2 separate regions of the Homo sapiens genome follow, and region 1 is linked to region 2. A link is a loop called in an ENCODE intact Hi-C map of the cell type or tissue named here. Cell type or tissue: ascending aorta. All regions are shown on one strand. Links, peaks and the distances in the headings refer to the core of each region. The heading gives the core; the rest is flanking DNA.

What was found. A loop is a pair of places that touch in the nucleus more often than their neighbours do. Peaks named below come from ENCODE experiments on the same cell type or tissue, not always from the same donor. Only the 100,000 strongest peaks of a DNase experiment are listed, where the experiment ranks them.
Region 1: it touches region 2 in a loop (2.7-fold over the local background); 2 of 110 quality-filtered maps call a loop at or near these places.

What each region holds. Positions count from the first base shown.
Region 1 is chrX:77,023,137-77,033,142 of GRCh38, reverse strand. No RefSeq gene overlaps it. Among named protein-coding and RNA genes, the nearest start is that of MIR325HG, 14 kb to the right of the region's middle. In ascending aorta, for the core only: no CTCF peak of the experiment used is centred there; no DNase peak of the experiment used is centred there; H3K27ac peaks cover 1,521 bases.
Region 2 is chrX:77,083,036-77,093,041 of GRCh38, reverse strand. No RefSeq gene overlaps it. Among named protein-coding and RNA genes, the nearest start is that of MIR325HG, 74 kb to the right of the region's middle. RefSeq lists an enhancer at 4,836-5,130. In ascending aorta, for the core only: no CTCF peak of the experiment used is centred there; DNase peaks (open chromatin) are centred at 5,021 and 5,291; H3K27ac peaks cover 1,724 bases.

The DNA of each region.
Region 1 (10,006 bases), core at 973-8,972, 60 kb after region 2:
TGGTCTGCTCTGGGGCCCAAGACTTATAGAGATTCCCTTGCACTTGAAAGTTGCCTCTGCAAAACATCCAGGTGGCTCTCTGCCTCAGTCTAGAAATGCAGTGGGGAGTGTGCAGGGGTCCAGAGGGATTCTCCCATTCCTAGTCTTGTACTGGTCCCTCTGAAGAGTGTGACTCCTCTAGGGGACTCTCATTCACTCACCCTTTCCCATGCTGGAGAGGTTCTCCTGGCTCCGTGCTGAGCCCAGAGAGGCTGGAGACCAGCTTCACTCCTCTCTGCTCTCTTTGTCCTATTGCTGCCTTGATGGATTCTGATGTGGTTTCTCAGATGATTGGCTGGCAGGATCAGTGTTATTTAGCCATTTTGTTTCCTCTCTGTGAGAGTGGCATACATGAGCTGCTATAGTCTGCCATCTTGGCCTCTCCTCCTTGTATTATGTATTTCTTAAGAAGTTATTGTAGCTATCATATTTGACTGTTTTGACTTTTAACCTTTATACTAGAGATTTATCTGATGTACAGAGCACTCTAACAGTATTGGAGTATTCCAGATTTGACTATATATTTACCTTTATCAGTGAATGTTATAGTTTTGTGCTTTCATGTTAGTAATTAGCGTCCTTTGGTTTCCAGTTTAAGAACTTCCTGCTGCATTTCTTGTAAAGAAGGTCTAGTGGTGGTGAATTCTCTCAACTTTTGCTTGTCTGGGAAAGAATATTTCTCCTTTATTTTGGAATAACAGCTTTGCTGGGTATAGTATTTTTGGCTGTCAGTTTATCTTTCATGACTTTGAGTTTATCATTTTATTCTCTCTTGGCCTATAAGGATTTCTGCTGAGAAATTTGCTTAGAATCTAATAAGGATTTCCCTATATGTCGCTTGACACTTTCCTCTTGCTGCTTTTAAAATTCTGTCTTTAAGATGGTGAATAGGAACAGCTCTGGTCTGTAGCTTCCAGTGAGATGAACACAGAAGGTAGATGATTTCTGCATTTCTAACTGAAATACCTGGTTCATCTCACTGGGATTGGTTAGACAGTGGGTGCAGCCCATGGAGGGTGAGCAGAAGCAGGATGGGGTGTCACCTCACCTGGGAAGTGCAAGGGGTTGGGGAACTCCCACCCCTAGCCAAGGGAAGCCATGAGGGACTCTGCCATGAGGGACAGTGCTATCCAGCCCAGATACTACACTTTTCCCAGTTTTTGCAACCAGCAGACCAGGAGATTCCCTTGGGTGGCTACACCACCAGGGCACTGGTGGAGGGAGGGGCGTCTGCCATTACTGAAGCATGAGTAGGCAGTTTTCCTTTCACAGTGTAAACAAAGCCACCTGGAAGTTCAGACTGTGCAGAGCCCACTGCAGGGTGGCATAGTCACTGTAGCCAGACTGCCTCTCTAGATTCCTCCTCTCTGGGCAGGGCATCTCTGAAAGAAAAGCAGCAACCCGGTCAGGCACTTGTAGATAAAACTCCCATCTCCCTGGGACAGAGCACCTGAGGGAAGGGATGGCTGTGAGCGCAGCTTCCAGACTCAAGCATCCCTGCCTGCTGAATCTGAAAAGAGCAGTGGATCTCCCAGAACAGCACTTCAGCTCTGCTAAGGGATGTAGTGTCTCCTCAGGTGGGTCCCTGACTCCCATGCCTCCTGACTGGGAGACACCTCCCAGCAGGTGTGGACAGACACCTCATACAGAAGAGCTCCAGCTGGCATCTGGTGGGTGCCCCTGTGGGACAAATCTTCCAGAGGAAGAAGCAGGCAGGAATCTTTGCTGTTCTGCAGCATCTGCTGGTGATACCCAGGAAAACGGGGTCTGGAGTGGACCTCCAGCAAACTCCAGCTGACCTGCAGAAGAGAGGCCTGACTGTTGGAAGAAAAACTAACAAACAGAAAGCAATAATATCAACATCAACAATGAGTATGCCCACACAAAAACTCCATCCAAAGGTCACCAGCATCAAAGATCAAAGTGAGATAAATCCATGAAGATGAGAAAAAAAAAGCACAAAAATGTTGAAAATTCCAAAAACCAGAATGCCTCTTCTCCCCCTAAGGATCACAACTCCTCACCAGCAATGGAACAAAACTGGATGGAGAATGTGTTTGATGAATTGAAATAAGTAGGCTTCAGAAGGTGAGTAACAAAAAACTCCGAGCTAAAGAAGCATGTTCTAACCCGATACAAGGAAGCTAAGAACTTTGATAAAAGGTTACAGGAACTGGCAACTAGAATAAGCAGTTTAAAAAGAATATAAATGACCTGATGTGGCAAAAACAGAGCACAAGAACTTTGTGAAGCATACACAAGTATCAATAGCCAAATTGATCAAGCAGAAGAAAGAATATCAGATATTGAAGATCAACTTAATGAAATAAAGCATGAAGACAAGATTAGAGAAAAAAGAATGAAAAGGAACAAACAAAGCCTCCAAGAAATATGAGATTACATGAAAAGACCAAACCTATGATTGACTGGTGTACCTGAAAGTGACAGGGAGAATGGAACCAAGTTGGAAAACACAGTTCAAAATATTATCCAGGAGAACTTCCCCAACCTAGCAAGGCAGGCCAACATTCAAATTCAGGAAATAGAGAACACAACTAATATACTCCTCAAAAAGATCAACCCTAAGGCACATAATTGTCAGATTCATCAAAGTTGAAGTGAAGGAAAAAATGTTGAGGGAAGCCAGAGAAAAGTTCAGGTTACCCACAAAGGGAAGCCCATTGGACTAATAGTGAATGTCTCTGCTGAAACCCTACAAATCAGAAGTTAGTGGGGGCCAATATTCAACATTCTTAAAGAAAAGAATTTTCAACACAGAATTTCATATCCAGCCAAACTAAGCTTCATAAGTGAAGGAGAAATAAAATCGTTTACAGACAAGCAAATACTGAGGGATTTTGTCTCCACCAGGCCTGCCCTAAAAGAGCTCCTGAGGGAAACATTAAATATAAAAACAAACAAACAAACAAACCAAAAACCAGTACCAGCAACTGCAAAAAACACACCAAAATATAAAGACCAATGACACTATGAAACAACTGCATCAACTAATGTGCAAAATAATCAGCTAGCATCATGATGACAAGATCAAATTCACCCATAACAATATTAACTTTAAATGTAAATGGGCTAAATGCCCCAATTAAAGACAGAGACTGGTTAATTGGATAAAGAGTCAAGACCCATTGGTGTGCTGTATTCAGGAGACCCATCTCACGTGCAAAGACACACATAGGCTCAAAACAAAGGGATGGAGGAATATTTACCAAGCAAATAGAAAGAAAAAAAAGCAGGGGTTGCAATCCTAGTCTCTGATAAAACATACTTTAAACAAGCAAAGGTCAAAAAGGACAAAGAAGGGCATTACATAATGGTAAAGGGATCAATGTAACAAGAAGAGCTAACTATCCTAAATATATATGCACCCAATACAACAGCACCAAGATTCATAAAGCAAGTTCTTAGAAACCTACAAAGATACTTAAGACTCCCAGACAATAATAGTGGGAGAATTTAACACCTCACTGTTAATATTAGACAGATCAACGAGACAGAATTTTTTTTTTTTTTGAGATGCAGTCTTGCTCTGTCACCCATGTTGGAGTGCAGTGGTGCGATCTCAGCTCACTGCAACATTTGCCTCCTGGGTTCAAGTGATTCTCCTGCTTCAGCCTCCTGAGTAGCTTGGATTACAGGTGTGTACCACCACACCAGGCTAATTTTTGTATTTTCAGTAGAGACAAGGTTTCACCATGTTGGTCAGGCTGGCCTCGAACACCTGACCTCATGATCCACCAGCCTCAGCCTTCCAAAGTGCTGGGTTTACAGGCATGAGCCACTGCACCCAGCCTAGAAAATTAACAGCAATATTCAGGACTTGAACTCAGCTCTGGACCAAGTGGACCTAATAGACATCTACAACACTCTCCATCCCAAAGCAACAGAATATGCTTTCTTGTCAGCACCATGTAGCACTTATTCTAAAATTGACCACATAATTGGAAGTAAAACTCTCCCCAGCAAATGCAAAATAATGGAAATCAAAAGAGACAGTGTCTCAGACCACAGTGCAATCAAATTAGAACTCAGGATTAAGAAACTCCATCAAAACCACACAACACACACACCACACAACAATTAAGGCAGAAATAAATAAGTTCTTTGAAACCAATGAGAACAAAGACATAATGTACCAGAATCTCTGCAACATAGCTAAAGCAGTGTTTAGAGGGAAATTTAGGGCACTAAATGCCCACATGAGAAAGTGGGAAAGATCTAAAATCAACAACTTAATATCACAAAAGAACTAGAGAAGCAAGAGCAAACACATTCAAAAGCTGGCAGAGGACAAAATATAACTAAGATCAAAGTAAACTGAAAGTGCTAGAGTCACGAAAAACTATTCGAAACTTCAATGAATATTTGTTTTTTTTTGAAAAGATTAACAAAATACGTAGACTGCTAGCCAGACTAATAAAAAAGAAAAGAGAGAAGAATCAAATAGACAAAATAAAAAATGATAAAAATAAAAACTGATCCCATGTAAATAAAATCTTCTATCAGAGAATATTATAAACACCTCTACATAAATAAACTAGAAAATCTCAAAGAAATGGATAAATTCCTGGACACATACAACCTCCCAAGACTAATCCAGGAGGAATTCGAATCCCCGAATAGACCAATTACAAGTTCTGCAACTGAGGCAGTAATTGATAGCCTACCAACCAAAAACGCCCAGGACCAGATGGAGTCACAGACGAATTCTACCAGAGGTACAAAGAGGAGCTGGTACCATTCTTTCTGAAACTATTCCAAACAATAGAAAAAGAGAGACTCCTCCTTAACTCAATTTATGAGGCCAGCATTATCCTGATACTAAAACCTGGAAGAGACACAACAAAAAAAGAAAATTTCAGGCCAATACCGCCTGATGAACATCGAAGTGAATATCCTCAATAAAATACTGGCAAACCACATCTAGCAGCATATCAAAAACGTATCCCCCAAGATCAAGTCAGCTTCATCCGTGGGATGCAAGGTTGGTTTAATATATGCAAATCAATAAACATAATCCATCATATACACAGAACCAATGACAAAAATCACTTGATTATCTCAATAGATGCAGAAAAAACCTTCCATAAAATTCAACACCCTTCATGCTAAAAACACTCAATAAACTAGGTATTGATGCACATATCTCAAAATAATAAGAGGTTCAGGATGTTGAAGCTGCAGTGAGCCATGGTTGCACCACTGTAATTCAGCTTGAGTGACAGAGGGGATCCTGTCTCAAAAAAAGGAAGAGGCAGAAAAAACTTCAGGGTTTTGAGCCTGGCAAATTGGTGATTCATCTACCAAAGATAATAAAGTAACTTGGGTGTTTTAGACCACATCTCCTCCTAGCATACAAACCGTCTTTTAAATGTGTCCAAGGCTAAAAAATGATGACATGATACAAATGATGTCTTTGAGCTGTGGAAATATATAGGATCCATAGGTGAAAATGATGAACCTATGAGAGAAATGAGTGTGCAAACCTAGATGAAACAAGGCAGCTTGATTACAGCAGAAAAGGATGGAGAGGATAATTAGGACACCTGGATTTGGACCACAAACTTGGTTTGTTACTGGGCAACTTTTTCTCTCTCTTTGTCCCAGTATTCTTATCTAAGAATGAGAATACTCATTTGGACAACTAATACTTGGTTGAGTAGATGCTCTGTGGCACACTGAGCTATGGAAAACGCTGTCAGGGGCTATTGAGGTAGAGATGCAGGGAGGAAAAGCAGCCAGGTCTATTGACTACTCCTCTGTTTTATCTAAATCAATCAGAAAACTACCTGGTATTTGGGTGTCTGCCAGTTCAGATCCTTTGTGACTCTGCTTGCCTGGCGACAGCACTGGGGAACTCTGCTCACCTTTCTTTATAGTCTATTGAAGAATTTTTGGTGGTTCCTTGAGTGATATGGGTGTCACAAGGATGAGTAAAAATTAAAGGGAGAGAGTTGTAGCCTGTGGCATTGGGAGTTTTCTCTTAGTGACAATACAGAGTGCGAATGATGACTCCTCAGGCTTGGAGGTTGGGTTGGAGGAACTTCTGCTGTGCTGATTATTGAACATTGGTCCTTTCCAATTGGGCCAATCTCAAATATTGCTAATATTTTCCACTTGTTTAGTCTTGGCTTGCAGGCTTAAATGTTGCAGAACTATCAGGCTTTAGTTAGCATGTCAGGGCTGCCCTATCTATCCATAGGAATAGAGCAACACATATGGGCTACCACATATAATGGTCTTTTGAGTTGACAGTCAATTCATCAGTGTGATTTTATCATGCCAGGCTGTCTTAAACTGTTACCAGTTCCTTTTCTCTAGTTGCTTGTGAAAAATAGGGGATAGGTAGGTCAAGAATCAGGAATAATAATTCCTTACCTCTGTATTCTACATTGTGTCTTACATAGTGTTCTTTAATCCAGGCTCTCAGCTGAGTTTCACAAGAATCCTGTGGAGTTTATAGGGCTTGGATTGTTACTCTCATGTGAGAGATAAAGACTCTATCTCTTTATCCTGTAACGTTTGTTTCAAGCTTCACCTCCTTTATGATAATTTCATCCACATACTTGATCCTGTCACTGCTCACCAACCACAGTACTTAAACTCTATATTCTGTGTGTAGCCACTTATTATTTTTTTATACTCTATTGTAGATATTTGTGTACCCTAAAAAAGCCATCATCATCTCTAACATAGCTCCGTAACTAGTTTCCTTGCTCCAACTCTTATTGCCCTCCCTACTACAGTCTATTTTGAAGACAGAAACTAGTTTGCTTCTTTGAGAAACAAGTCAGATGATGTCACTTCCTGTGAGCTAAACCTTGTAATAGTTCCCAATCTCACTCAGAATAAAATCTGAAGTCTTAACAGTGGCTTACAGGGCCTTTTCATGTTCTTTAGCCTGACTGGTATCTGTCTGACTTCCTCTCTTATTACTCCCCTTGCTAGCTCTGCTCCAACTACATTAGCCTCTTTGTTTTTTCTGGAATACATCTAGTACATTCTTTCTCAAGGCTTCTGTACTTTCTGTTCCTTCTGCTTAAATTATCTTTTCCCAATATCTACAGGGCTGGCTCTCTCACTTCTCTTATGTCTCTAATCAATGTAACTTTATAAAAGGTGTCTTTTTTTATTACTGTATGTAAGATAGTTAGATATACCTTAGCACTCCCTTTTCTTCTTGCTCTGTGATATGGTTTGGCTGTGTCTCCACCAAAATTTCATCATGGATTGTAGTTCCGATAATCCCCATGTATCAAGGGATTTACCTGGTTAGAAGTAATTGAATCATGAGGGCAGTTATCCCCATGCTGCTGTTCTCATGATAGTGAGTTCTCTAATATCTGACGGTTTTATAAGGGGCTTTCCCCCCTTTTGCTGGGCACTTCTCCTAGCTGCTGCCATGTGAAGAAGGACCTGTTTGCTTATCCTTTGACCATGATTGCAGGTTTCCTGAGGCCTCCCCAGCCATGCTGAACTATGAGTCAATTAAACATCTTTTCTGTGTCAATTACCCAGTCTCAGATATGTCTTTACTAGTAGCACGAGGATGGAATAATACATTAAATTGGCACCAGGAGTGGGGTGCTGCTGTAAAGATACCTGAAAATGTGAAAGTGACTTTGGAACTGAGTAGCAGGCAGAGATTGGAATAATTTGGAGGGCTCATAAGAAGATAGAAAAATGTGGGAAAGTTTGGAACTTCGTAGAGACTTGGGGGGCTCAGAAGACAGGAAGATGTGGGAAAGTTTGGAACTTCCTAGAGACTTAAATGGCTTTAACCAAAATGCTGATAGTGATATGGATAATAAGATACAGGCTGAGGTGGTTCAGATGGAGATGAGGAATTTGTTGGGAACTGGAGTAAAGATCACTCTTGCTATGCAAACAGATTGGTGGCATTTTCCCCCTGCCTCAGAGATCTGTGAAACTTGGAACTTGAGAGAGATGATTTAGGGTATCTGGCAGAAGAAATTTCTAAGTGGCAAAGCATTCAAGAGCAAGAAGAGAAGAAAAGTTTGGAAAATTTGCAGCCTGGTGATACAATAGAAAAGAAAAACCCATTTTCTGGGTAGAAATTCAAGCCAGTTGCAGAAATTTGCATAAGTAATGAGGAGCCAAATGTTAATCACCAAGACAATGGGGAAAATGTCTCCAGGGCATGTCAGAGACCTTCATGTCAGCTCCTCCCGTCACAGGCCCTGTGGCCTAGGAGGAAAAAATGGTTTAATGGGCCAGGCCCAGGACATCCCTGCTCTATACAGCCTTAGGACATGATGTTCTGCATACCAGCTGCTTCAGCTCCAGCTGTGGCTAAAAGGGGCCAATGTACAGCTCAGGCTGTTGCTTCAGAGGGTGCAAGCCACAAGCCTTGGTGGCTTACATGTGGTGTTGGGCCTGTGAGTGCACAGAAGTCAAGAATTGAGGTTTGGGAACCTCTGCCCCAGTTTCAGAGGATGTACAGAAATGCCTGGATCTCCAAGCAGAAGTTTGCTACAGGGTGAAGTCCTTATGGAGGACGTATGCTAGGGCAGTGCAGAAGGGAAATGTGGGATTGGAGACCCCACACAGAGTCCCCACTGGGGCACTGCCTAGTAGAGCTATGAGAAGAGGGCCACCATCCTCCAGACTCCAGAATGGTAAATCCACTGACAACTTGCATTGTGCATCCAGAAAGGCCAAAGACACTCAATGCCAGCCTGTGAAGGCAGCTAGGAGGGGGGATTTACTCTGCAAAGCCACAGGGGTGGTATGGCCCAAGGCTGTGGGAGCCCACCTCTCACATCAGCATGACCTGGATGTGAGACATGGATTCAAGGGAAATCATTTGAGAGCTTCAAGATTTGACTTCCCTGCTGGATTTTGGACTTGCATGAGGCCTTTATCTCCTTTGTTTTGGCCAATTTTATTCCATTTAGAATGGGCGTATTTGCCCAATGTTTGTACTCCCACTCTATCTAGGAAGTCACTAACTTGCTTTTGATTTTACATCTTTGATTTTAACTTGCTTTTGATCTCATCAGCCCTAGGCTCATAGGCAGAAGAGACTTGCCTTGTCTCAGGTGGGACTTTGGAGTCTGGCTTTTGAGTTAATGCCAGAATGAGTTAAGGCCTTGGGGGACTGTTGGGAAGGCATGATTGTGTTTTGAAATATGAGGACATGAGATTTGGGAGGGGCTGGGGTGGAATGATATAGTTTGGCTGTGTCCACACCCAAATGTCATCATGAATTGTAGTTCCCATAATTCCCATGTGTCGTGGGAGGGACCCAGTGGGAGGTAATTGAATCATGTGGCCATTATCCCCATGCTGCTGTTCTCATGATAGTGAGTGAGTTCTCATGAGATCTGATGGTTAAATAAAGGGCTTTTCCCCCTTTAGCTTGGTTCTTCTCCTTGCTGCCACCATGTGAAGGACATGTTTGCTTCCCCTTCCACTACAATTGTAAGTTTCCTGAAGCCTCCATAGCCATGCTGAACTGTGAGTCAATTAAACCTCTTTCCTTTATAAATTACCCAGTCTCAAGCATGTCTTTATTAGCAATGTGAGAACGGACTAATTCACTCTGCTTTTTTTGTTTTCCATTGCATTCACTGACATATTATGATTTTGCTTGTTTATTTGATTATAGTCTACCTTTCCTTACTAGAACATAAGCACTTGAGAATAAGGACTTTGTTTTGTTCAAGGTTACATTTTGAGTCTCCAGAACAGTGTTTGACATATAGTAGACATTCAGAAATTCTGTTGGAAAAATAAACAACTCCATAAAATACTTGAGGACAAGCACTGTTCAATGTCCCCTATTCATGTTCCTCATGCTAAACACACTTGCCTTAATCAAACAATGGAACTTAAAACAGAAAGACCCCTTAGAGACCTTGGAGTCTGCCTTCCTCAGTTAATAGATAGTAAAGCTGGATGGAAGCGTATTGCCCAGGGTCATACA
Region 2 (10,006 bases), core at 569-8,568:
TGTGCTGCTGGATTCAGTTTGCCAGTATTTTATTGAGGATTTTTGCATCGATGTTCATCAGGGATATTGGTCTAAAATTCTCTTTTTTTGTGTGTGTGTCCCTGCCAGGCTTTGGTATCAGGATGATGCTGGCCTCATAAAATGAGTTTGGGAGAATTCCCTCTTTTTCCATTGATTGGAATAGTTTCAGAAGGAATGGTATCAGCTCATCCTTGTACCTGTGGTAGAATTCGGCTGTGAATCCATCTGGTCCTGGACTTTTTTTGGTTGGTAAGCTATTTATTATTGCCCTAATTTCAGAACCTGTTATTGGTCTATTCTGAGGTTCTACTTCTTCTTATTTTAGTCTTGAGAGGGTGTATGTGTCAAGGAATTTATCCATTTCCTCTAGATTTTCTAGTTTATTTGGGTGGAGGTGTTTATAGTATTCTCTGATGGTAGTTTTTATTTCTGTGGGATCAGTGGTGATATCCTCTTTATCATTTTTTATTGTGTCTATTTGATTCTTCTCTCTTTTCTTCTTTATTAGTTTTGCTAGTGGTCTATGAATTTTGTTGATCTTTTCACAAAACCAGCTCCTGGATTCATTGATTTTTTGAAGGGTTTTTTGTGTCTCTATTTCCTTCAGTACTGCTCTGATCTTAGTTATTTCTTGCCTTCTACTAGCTTTTGAATGTGTTTGCTCTTGCTTCTCTAGTTCTTTTAATTGTGATGGTACTGTGTCAATTTTAGATCTTTCCTGCTTTCTGTTGTGGGCATTTAGTGCTACAAATTTCCTTCTACACACTGCTTTGAATGTGTCCCAGATATTCTGGTATGTTGTGTCTTTGTTCTCCTTGGTTTCAAAGAGCATCTTTGTTTCTGCCTTCATTTTATTATGTACCCAGTAGTCATTCAGGAGCAGGTTGTTCAGTTTCCATGTAGTTGAGCAGTTTTGAGTGAGTTTCTTAATGCTGACTCCTAGTTTGATTTCACTGTGGTCTGAGAGACAGTTTGTTATAATTTCTGTTGTTTTATATTTGCTGAGGAGTGCTTTACTTCTAACTATGTGGTCAATTTTGGAATAAGTGTGGAGTGGTGCTGAGAAGAATGTATATTTTGTTGATTTGGGCTGGAAAGTTCTGTAGATGTCTATTAGGTCTGCTTGGGGCAGAGCTGAGTTCAGTTCCTGGATATCCTTGTTAACTTTCTATCTCATTAATCTGTCTAATGTTGATAGTGGAGTGGTAAATTCTGCCCTTATTATTGTGTGGGAGTCTAAGTCTCTTTGTATGTCTCTAAGGACTTTCTTTATGAAACTGGGTGCTCCTGTATTGGGTGTATATATATTTAGGATAGTTAGCTCTTCTTGTTGAATTGATCCCTTTACCATTATGTAGTGGCCTTCTTTGTCTCTTTTGATCTTTGTAGGCTTAAAGTCTGTTTTATCGGAGACTAGGATTGCAACCCCTGCCTTTTTTGTTTTCCATTTGTTTGGTAGATCTTCCTCCATCCCTTTATTTTGAGCCTATGTGTGTCTCTGCATGTGAGATGGGTTTCCTGAATACAGCACACTGATGGGTCTTGACTCTTTATCCAATTTGCCAGTCTGTGTCTTTTAATTGGAGCATTTAGCCCATTGACATTTAAGGTTAATACTGTTATGTGTGAATTTGATCCTGTCATTATGATGTTAGCTGGTTGTTATGCTCATTAGTTGATGTAGTTTCTTCCTAGCCTCGATGGTCTTGCAATTTGGCATGATTTTGCAGCGGCTGATACTCGTTCCTTTCCATGTTTAATGCTTCCTTCAGGAGCTCTTTTAGGGCAGTCCTGGTGGTGACAAAATCTCTCAGCATTTGGTTGTCTGTAAAGTATTTTATTTCTCCTTCACTTATGAAGCTTAGTTTGGCTGGATATGAAATTCTGGGTTGAAAATTCTTTTCTTTAAGAATGTTGAATATGGGACCCCACTGTCTTCTGGCTTGTAGAGTTTCTGCCAAGAGATCCGCTATTAATCTGATGGGCTTCCCTTTGTGGGTAACCCGACCTTTCCCTCTGGCTGCCCTTAACATTTTTTCCTTCATTTCAACGTTGGTGAATCTGACAATTATGTGTCTTGGAGTTTCTCTTTTTGAAGAGTATCTTTGTGGCATTCTCTGTATTTCCTCAATTTGAATGTTGGCCTGCCTTGCTAGATTGGGGAAGTTCTCCTGGATAATATCCTGCAGAGTGTTTTCCAACTTGGTTCCATTCTCCCTGTTCCTTTCAGGTACACCAATCAGACGTAGATTTGGTCTTTTCACATAGTCCCATATTTCTTGGAGGCTTTGTTTGTTTCTTTTTATTCTTTGTTCTCTAAACTTCTCTTCTTGCTTCATTTCATTCATTTGATCTTCCATCACTGATAACCTTGCTTCCAGTTGATCGAATTGGCTACTGAGGCTTGTGCATTTGTCACGTAGTTCTCGTGCCATGGTTTTCAGCTCCATCAGGTCCCTTAAGGAATTCTCTGCATTGGTTATTCTAGTTAGCCATTCATCTAATTTTTTTTCAAGGTTTTCAACTTCGTTGCCATGGGTTCGAATTTTCTCCTTTAGATCAGAGAAGTTTGATCACCTGAAGCCTTCTTATCTCAACTCATCAAAGTCATTCTCTGTCCAGCTTTGTTCCATTGCTGGTGAGGAGCTGTGTTCCTTTGGAGGAGGAGAGATCCTCTGATTTTTAGTTTCCAGTTTTTCTGCTCTCTTTTTTCCCCATCTTTGTGGTTTTATCTACCTTTGGTCTTTGAAGATGGTGCTGTACAGATGGGGTTTTGGTGTGGATGCCCTTTTTGTTAGTTTGTTTTCCTTCTAACAGTCAAGACCCTCAGCTGTAGGTCTGTTGGAGTTTGCCGATGGTCCACTCCAGACTCTTTTTGCCTGGGTATCAGCAGCAGAGGCTGCAGAACAGCAGATATTGGTGAACAGCAAATGTTGCTGCCTGATCGTTCCTCTGGAAGTTTTGTCTCAGAGGAGTACCTGGCTGGGTGAGGTGTCAGTCTGCCCTTAATGGAGGGTGCCTCCCAGTTAGGCTACTCGGGGGTCAGAGACCCACTTGAGGAGGCAGTCTGTCCATTCTCAGATCTCCAGCTGCATGCTGGGAGAGCCACTACTTTCCTCAAAGCTCTCAGACAGGGGCGTTTAAGTTTGCAGGGGTTTCTGCTGCCTTTTGTTTGGCTATGCCCTGCCCCCAGAGGTTGAGTCTATAGAGGCGGGCAGGCCTTCTTGAGCTGCTGTGGGCTCCACCCAGTTGGAGCTTTCAGGCCACTTTGTTTACCTACTCAAGCCTGAGCTATGTCAGTGGCCCCTCCCCCATCCTCACTGCTGCCTTGCAGTTTGATCTCAAACTGCTGTGCTAGCAATGAGTGAGGCTCTGTGGGCGTAGGACCCTCAGAGCCAGGCGTGGGATGTAATCTCCTGGTGTGCCGTTTGCTGAGACCATTGGAAAAGTGCAGTATTAGGGTGGGAGTGACCCGATTTTCCAGGTGCCATCTGTCACCCCTTTCTTTGACTAGGAAAGGGAATTCCCTGACCCCTTGCACTTCCCAGGTGAGGCAATGCCTCACCCTGCTTTGGCTCATGCTCGGTGCACTGGCCCCACTGTCCTTCACCCACTTTCTGACACTCCTCAGTGAGATGAACCCAGTACCTCCATTGGAAATGCGGAAATCTCCCACCGTCTGCGTCACTCATGCTGGGAGCTGTAGACTGGAGCTGTTCCTATTTGGCCATCTTGGCTCCACCCCCGAAAACTGGTCTTTTAAGTTGTCTCCTGAAGTCTGGGAAGGTAAAGAACTGGCTCCAGCTTAATTTTAATTGCTTTTTGCTTAGTATCAATTCTTGATGCAAATTTAGCTGGCATTCCTTGGCTATTTGACACCTGACTGTAGCATGTTTCTAAGTAAAAATTCACTCCAGTGTTTTACCACAGAGACGTATATTTTGGCTTCTCTATTTCCACCTCCTGGAAGGGGGCAGCCCTCCCTCAGTTAGATAGCTAGATAACTAGCAGCTAGAGGGCAAAATCCTTTTAGTGGTAGAGCAGACTATTCACATAAGTTACGGACAAGTAAGTAGCCCATTCAGTTATAGGTTAATCAGGAAGAATTCTTCACCTGAGCAGATGGAAACATTTTTAGGCCCTAGTTCCCTTTATAGCTCCAGGTATAACTCAGACTGAAAAGCTGTTAGATATAGTGTAACTAGAACTAAGCTATGTAGCTGGGCAAATTCTCTATGCCTCTGTCATATTGGGAGTGCTGATGCGACAAATATGTGGTGGAGAGAAAGGAAAGAGATCAGTCAAGGTAGTCAAGCAGTAAGACATTTTGCTTCCAGAGTTATAAGAAATGTTATTGATCAGGATGAAAGGCAGATTAGACAAGGATTAAGTATGAAGGGATAGAAGTTGAAGGCAAGAAATGAGCAATGAATATTGCTTTTCACCCATTGTTGGATTTTACAATGGCCTCTGGCTAAGTCCAAAAAACAGTGGTCCAGTTACACAGCTGAGCTTCCCTGATGTTTCCATTATCTTTTTTTTTTTTCCTGGTGGATTCTCTTCTCAGGCTCTGTGGGCTGGGTGACCTCCTGTCCTCTGTCCCCAGGCTTAAGAATCTTCGAGCAGACAAAATGGAACATTTATATGCAAGTTTGGTGACATAAATCAAGTGAGGAAAAGTCCATTTTCATGTGGTCATTGTGTCAACTGTTATTATTTCAGTTCAGCCTGGCCACATATATAAATCTCCTTTAAGAAACCAGAAAAGGAATATGTGAAATAACATTTCTAGTATGCATGGTCACTTGCTTCTATTAATAATTACTACTTGTAAAGCCTGGAAATGCTTAAGTTGTTCATATTTTTTGAGCGATTGACTGGCTCTTTTATTTATACATACAAGAAAAAAAGCCAAGTGGAGAGAGGAAATCATCTGTTGCTGCAGAAACATGAAAGTCACATTTTTGGCACTGTTCCCTGGTTGACGTAATTCTGGGGAATGTGCTAAAGGCCATGATTTTCCAGAGGGAGCAAATATTGTTTCATGACTGGCTGTTTGTGGGCACTTTTTGTCCCCCTCTGAAGTCAGGCCAAAACCAAGCTGGGGCTCTTTCTGCCTTGTTTGTCGGTACAGGTCAAGCCCACTTTGAAGCAGAAGTCTAAAATATTTGCTGGTCATTGTGCTCAACCACACCCTATGCCCTTTTATACCTTCTGAATCTTTTCTCCAGGGCCCTCTAAGCTGCTTGGCCTTTGCACAGGCTGCTGGGAAGGTTGCTTTTTCCCTGCTGTGTGGAAACACTAAGGGCTGCCAGTGATGTGTGTGTATGTAAGGGCCGTTCCTGAGCTGACTCCTTAGGTAGACCACAGCACAGTGTGGATTGGGATTTGGACCTAGTTGTTCTCATTCTCTCTTACATCCTAAATGGTCCAAAGCAAAATGGGCTACAGGTCCCAATGCCGTCTGTGAGTAGGCCGTATCCCTATCCGTTCATCTCTTACCCAGCCCAGTCTTCATGCTCCTATATGGAGCTGCCAAGAGACCCTGTAGTAGCTGCTTGTTATGGTCTTCAGGACTTTACTTGGATCCATTTGTCATAAAAGAAAGAAGCCTTTGTATCATGAAATTGGCTGGCAGTTCAGTCTGCGTCCCACAGGGTCATGCCTGGGTTCTCACTAGTTCCCCCACCTCCTCAACATATAGGTAGTCTCATGAAATTTAGGATAATTCCCACCTCTATGCCTTTACTCCAACGATAATGAACACTTGTTTTGCTATGTCCCTTGTACAAAAGTAATTGTTATCCCCCAATCTTGCTCTCATTCAGTTCAAGCCTCTCTGCTAAGTGTTTAAGACCCTCCAAGATTTGACTCTAACTTTTATCTCCTACTGTTTCTAACACATCCTTTACCTTATTTATAGCCATTTGTTCATTTCAGAAATGAAAAGCTAATTCAGAATTATTAGTGCTATAATAGAGGCATTTATAACAAGCATAGAGATGGCCTAAAGGAAGATGTAATCAGTTTTTTTCTGGGGAGTCAGAGAAGACTTCACAAATGATATGATGCTTAAAGCTGAGTCGTAAAGGTTCAAAAGTTGTCCATCAGAAAAACATGGTCCATTGAGGAGGGGAAGAGTAATTTTCTGAGTAATTTTCTGAGCAGGGCCCTGATCCTTGTCTTGGGGGACGGTGACTAGAGCTTTTCTTGTAGCCTCATTATCCCTGCATTCTGCCATAAGTTTGAATGGGGCTGACCACACCAGGAGCTCACGCTCAGAGAAAGGAGTGTAGCTCAGAATAACATCTCATAGAGCATCTTCAGTAAGGAACAAGTAGATAATGTGAGAGACAAACTCACCTGTCCAATCCCAAAAAATGGACTTAGATACCTGGGGAACAGCGAAAGCGAGATTTTTAATGACGATCTTGCAAGATTGGGTGTCTCATGACACCCAGCACAGTTTCAACAAGCAATTTATCCCCTAGTGTGCAAGTCCCTCCTCTGGTTCCTTATAGACCGAGTACTATGGGGTTACAATCTTCCCGGACGTTGTCTATTGATTGTAGGGTAAGGGGTTTCATGTGATTTTTTTAGGGTTGTCTTGCTGCATTTTGTTGCAGCCCACAGTGCATTGCAATCCTAGTTAGCTCTGGGGCTCTTCAGATATTTGACTTATGACCTAAGTAGCTGGGCAGGTTGATAAGAACAGACAAAATGAGCTATTTTGCAGGCTAGTAAACTTTCATCTTAGACTAAACTTCTTCGGTTTGGGTGAAGGCAACTAAGTGGGGGGAAGAAGGGGGAGGCCGATGAGCAGGCATCAGCTATCCAAGCAGGGGCCTAACATATCCTGTTTCTTCTGTAGTTTGCTGACCTAAGCCAATTCAAGGCATTTTGTCTTGGAAACGGAGCACCGTATACATTATTTCCTTCAATTTCCTCCTGTTTTTCTTTTTACTCCTATTGGTTCTATTTCCACACTTATTTTTGTGTTCTTTCATTTTTAAATTTATTAGTTACTCCTTTAGGGACTCCTATTGAGTTAATATAAATGTTGGGATTGAAAGAATTTGTTAGATCTCTCCAACTTCAGTGGCCATGTGGATTCTCAGGGATTTTATAGAATGCCAAGGTGAATGGAATGGAGCTAAGGCACAAGTCCCAGTCCAATTGGGTGGTAACAGGTCATGGAGGTTCCTCTTCCCACAATGCCAGCAGACGTTAGCTTGGGGTATATAAAAAGCCGAGTAGTTGCCTTTGTTTTACTCACCAGTAACATTTAGAATGTGGGTCCAAGTTGAGAATTTTCCCATGGGCTTATTGAACTCTGCCCCCTGCCTAGATAGGAAAGAAGAATGGTTCACATTCTCTATGGAGAATGAGGGGATTGCTCTAGGATCTGACCTCAGTAAGGCAGGAAACAACAATAATAAAATTTGCAAGTCCCATTTCCCCATGCATCTCTGTCCTGGTGTAGAGCCAACATGCCACACATTCCTCTGGGATTGGTATCCCTTCCTAGGGGAAACGGAACTACCTGTACCTGAGGCCGCCCAAGAGAGCATGCATAACAGTTGCTCTTATTAAGAGCTAGTACTGAAAATTTGACCCATTCAATCCAGGCGTTTACATCCCCATATCCAGTCTCAATTTCTAAAGTCTGCTTCAAGTCAGTTATTTTAATTATATTTACTCTCTTAGGGTCATTGTCTGGTGGATTAAAGGAAGTAGAGGGACCGGGAGTTATAATAATCCTGGGTGGGCTTGGGATGGAGTTGGTGACTAGCCTAAGAGCTAACCATGCTACAGGATCCTTTCCTGAGATATCTGTTCCTAATCTATACCTTCAAGGTTCCTGGTCTATAGTAGCTGGGTTGTTTATGGTAATTAACATATGATTGCATTTTAAATTACTACAGTTATGTAGTATAGGGCCCTTATACAAATATATTTTGTTCTTTAAGGGTTTGTTTTTGGAAGAATGACTTACCCAGCCTCAAAATTGGGTGGTCCACCAGACCTCATTCCAGCTAGAACAGGTCTTTCCCCAATAGTGACAAATTTCAGGACATAGATATTTGTTTGCTTGTGACAGCTGCCTTTGGTTCCCTAAATTCCCACAAAGTAAGACTTGGCAGGCATTAAATTATATAGTTTGGGGGCGGAGTAGAGGTCTTAGTTATGTTGACTATTAGTTTGATTGTATATTCCTTACTTTCTACCCCTAGTACTGGGCTCTATTCAATACTTAGGTTTTCTTTTACCCCTTGTGTTAGGATTAATCCTAACCATATCCACCCCCAATGATGAACCCTGCTTATAGCTTCTTTTTAGGTTTTTCTTAGAGCTAGCTTTAAGTGTTTCTTAGGTGATTTATACACTCCACATTCACCCTTTTCCCTTTCTTCCAGGGGTTCTTTTACCAGGGTTTTGACCCGTAGGTAATATGTTCACCCCCATTCAGCTGTTTGTACGGCTGTCTCAGTGATTAGATGCACTTGATAGGGACCTTCCCAGCTTGGGTGGAGCATATCTTCTTTCTAAGTTTTAATTAGCACCGAGTCACCAGGCTGGAAATGGTGTACTGTGAACTGAAGAGGCGGGGTTTGAGTTAGAAGTCCTTTTTTTTTTGAGACTGTCTCTCTCTGTCATCCAGGCTGGAGTGCAGTGGTGCAATCTCGGCTCACTGCACCTCTGCCTCCTGGATTCAAGTGCTTTGCCTGCCTCTGCCTTCCAAGTAGTTGGGGTTACAGGTACCCACCACCACACCCACCTAATTTTTGTATTTTTGGTAGAGACGGGAATTCATCATGTTGGTAAGGCTGGTCTCAAACTCCTGACCTCAGATGATTCGCCAGCCTTGGCCTCCCAAAGTGCTGGGATTACAGGCATGAGCCACCTTGCCTGGTCTTAGAAGTTCTTTTAACCTAAGAAATGACAGGGTGGAGGATATGGCCAGTATATAATGTCTTAAAAAGTGATCTTTTGTTTCCATAGTAGGAAGGTCAGTAGTCCTACCTAAATATGGGAGTTCATATAATAACTTGTAAGGGAACAATCCCCTAGTCTTTCCTTGGGGATGTCCTAATCCTAAAGAGTGCTATTGGGAGACATTTGGTCTAAGGCATTTTAGTTTCTAAGATTAGTTTAGTAATATGCTTTTTGAGAGTTTGATTTATTCTTTTGACTTTTCCAGAGGAAGGGAGATGCCAAGGGGAGTGGTAATTCCATCTAATGTGTAAACTTTTCATAATTCCCCTTAGCACACTTGAGGCAAAATGGCTCCCACTGTCTGAATCAATATTTTCTACCAGGCCAAATCTGGGTATAATTTGTTCTAAGATTATTTTGACCACATTCCTGGTGGTGGCAGTTAGGAGGGGGAAGACCTCCACCCAGCCAGAGAGGTGGTGTATCATTACCAGTAGATACTTTAGTCTCCCTATTTTGGACATTTCTGTAAAATCTACTTAAACGCTTTGAAATGGCCTTAACCCAGGAGGTCTCCCTCCAGTAGTCTGTTTTCTAACTATCTTTTTGTTTATTTTCTGGCAGGTCCCACAACCCCCACACACTTGTTTAGCAAGGGTATAAATCCCTTTACAGCCATAATTCTTGAGTATTGCATTACACATGGCCTGGGGACCTCAATGACTTCCCTTATGCAGTATGGACATCCGTTCTGTCATTATGGCTTTTCTTGTCATTCCTCTCCCGTCAGGGAGCATTCACCTCCCATCTTCAGGTTGAATGGCCCCTATCTTGCCCAGCTGTTCCTCCTCCTCTTTAGAAAATTGGGGTTTTAATACCACTTTAGGGATATCTGGGATTAGGCTAAACAGTCTAACTTCTTCCTCCAGGGAGGCTGGCTTGGCAGCTTCATCTTCAAGCCTGTTCCCACAGCTTCTATAGTGTTTCCTTTCTGATGGCCATTTACATGAACTATGGCTATCTACGCTGGAAGCAGGAGGCTTTCTAA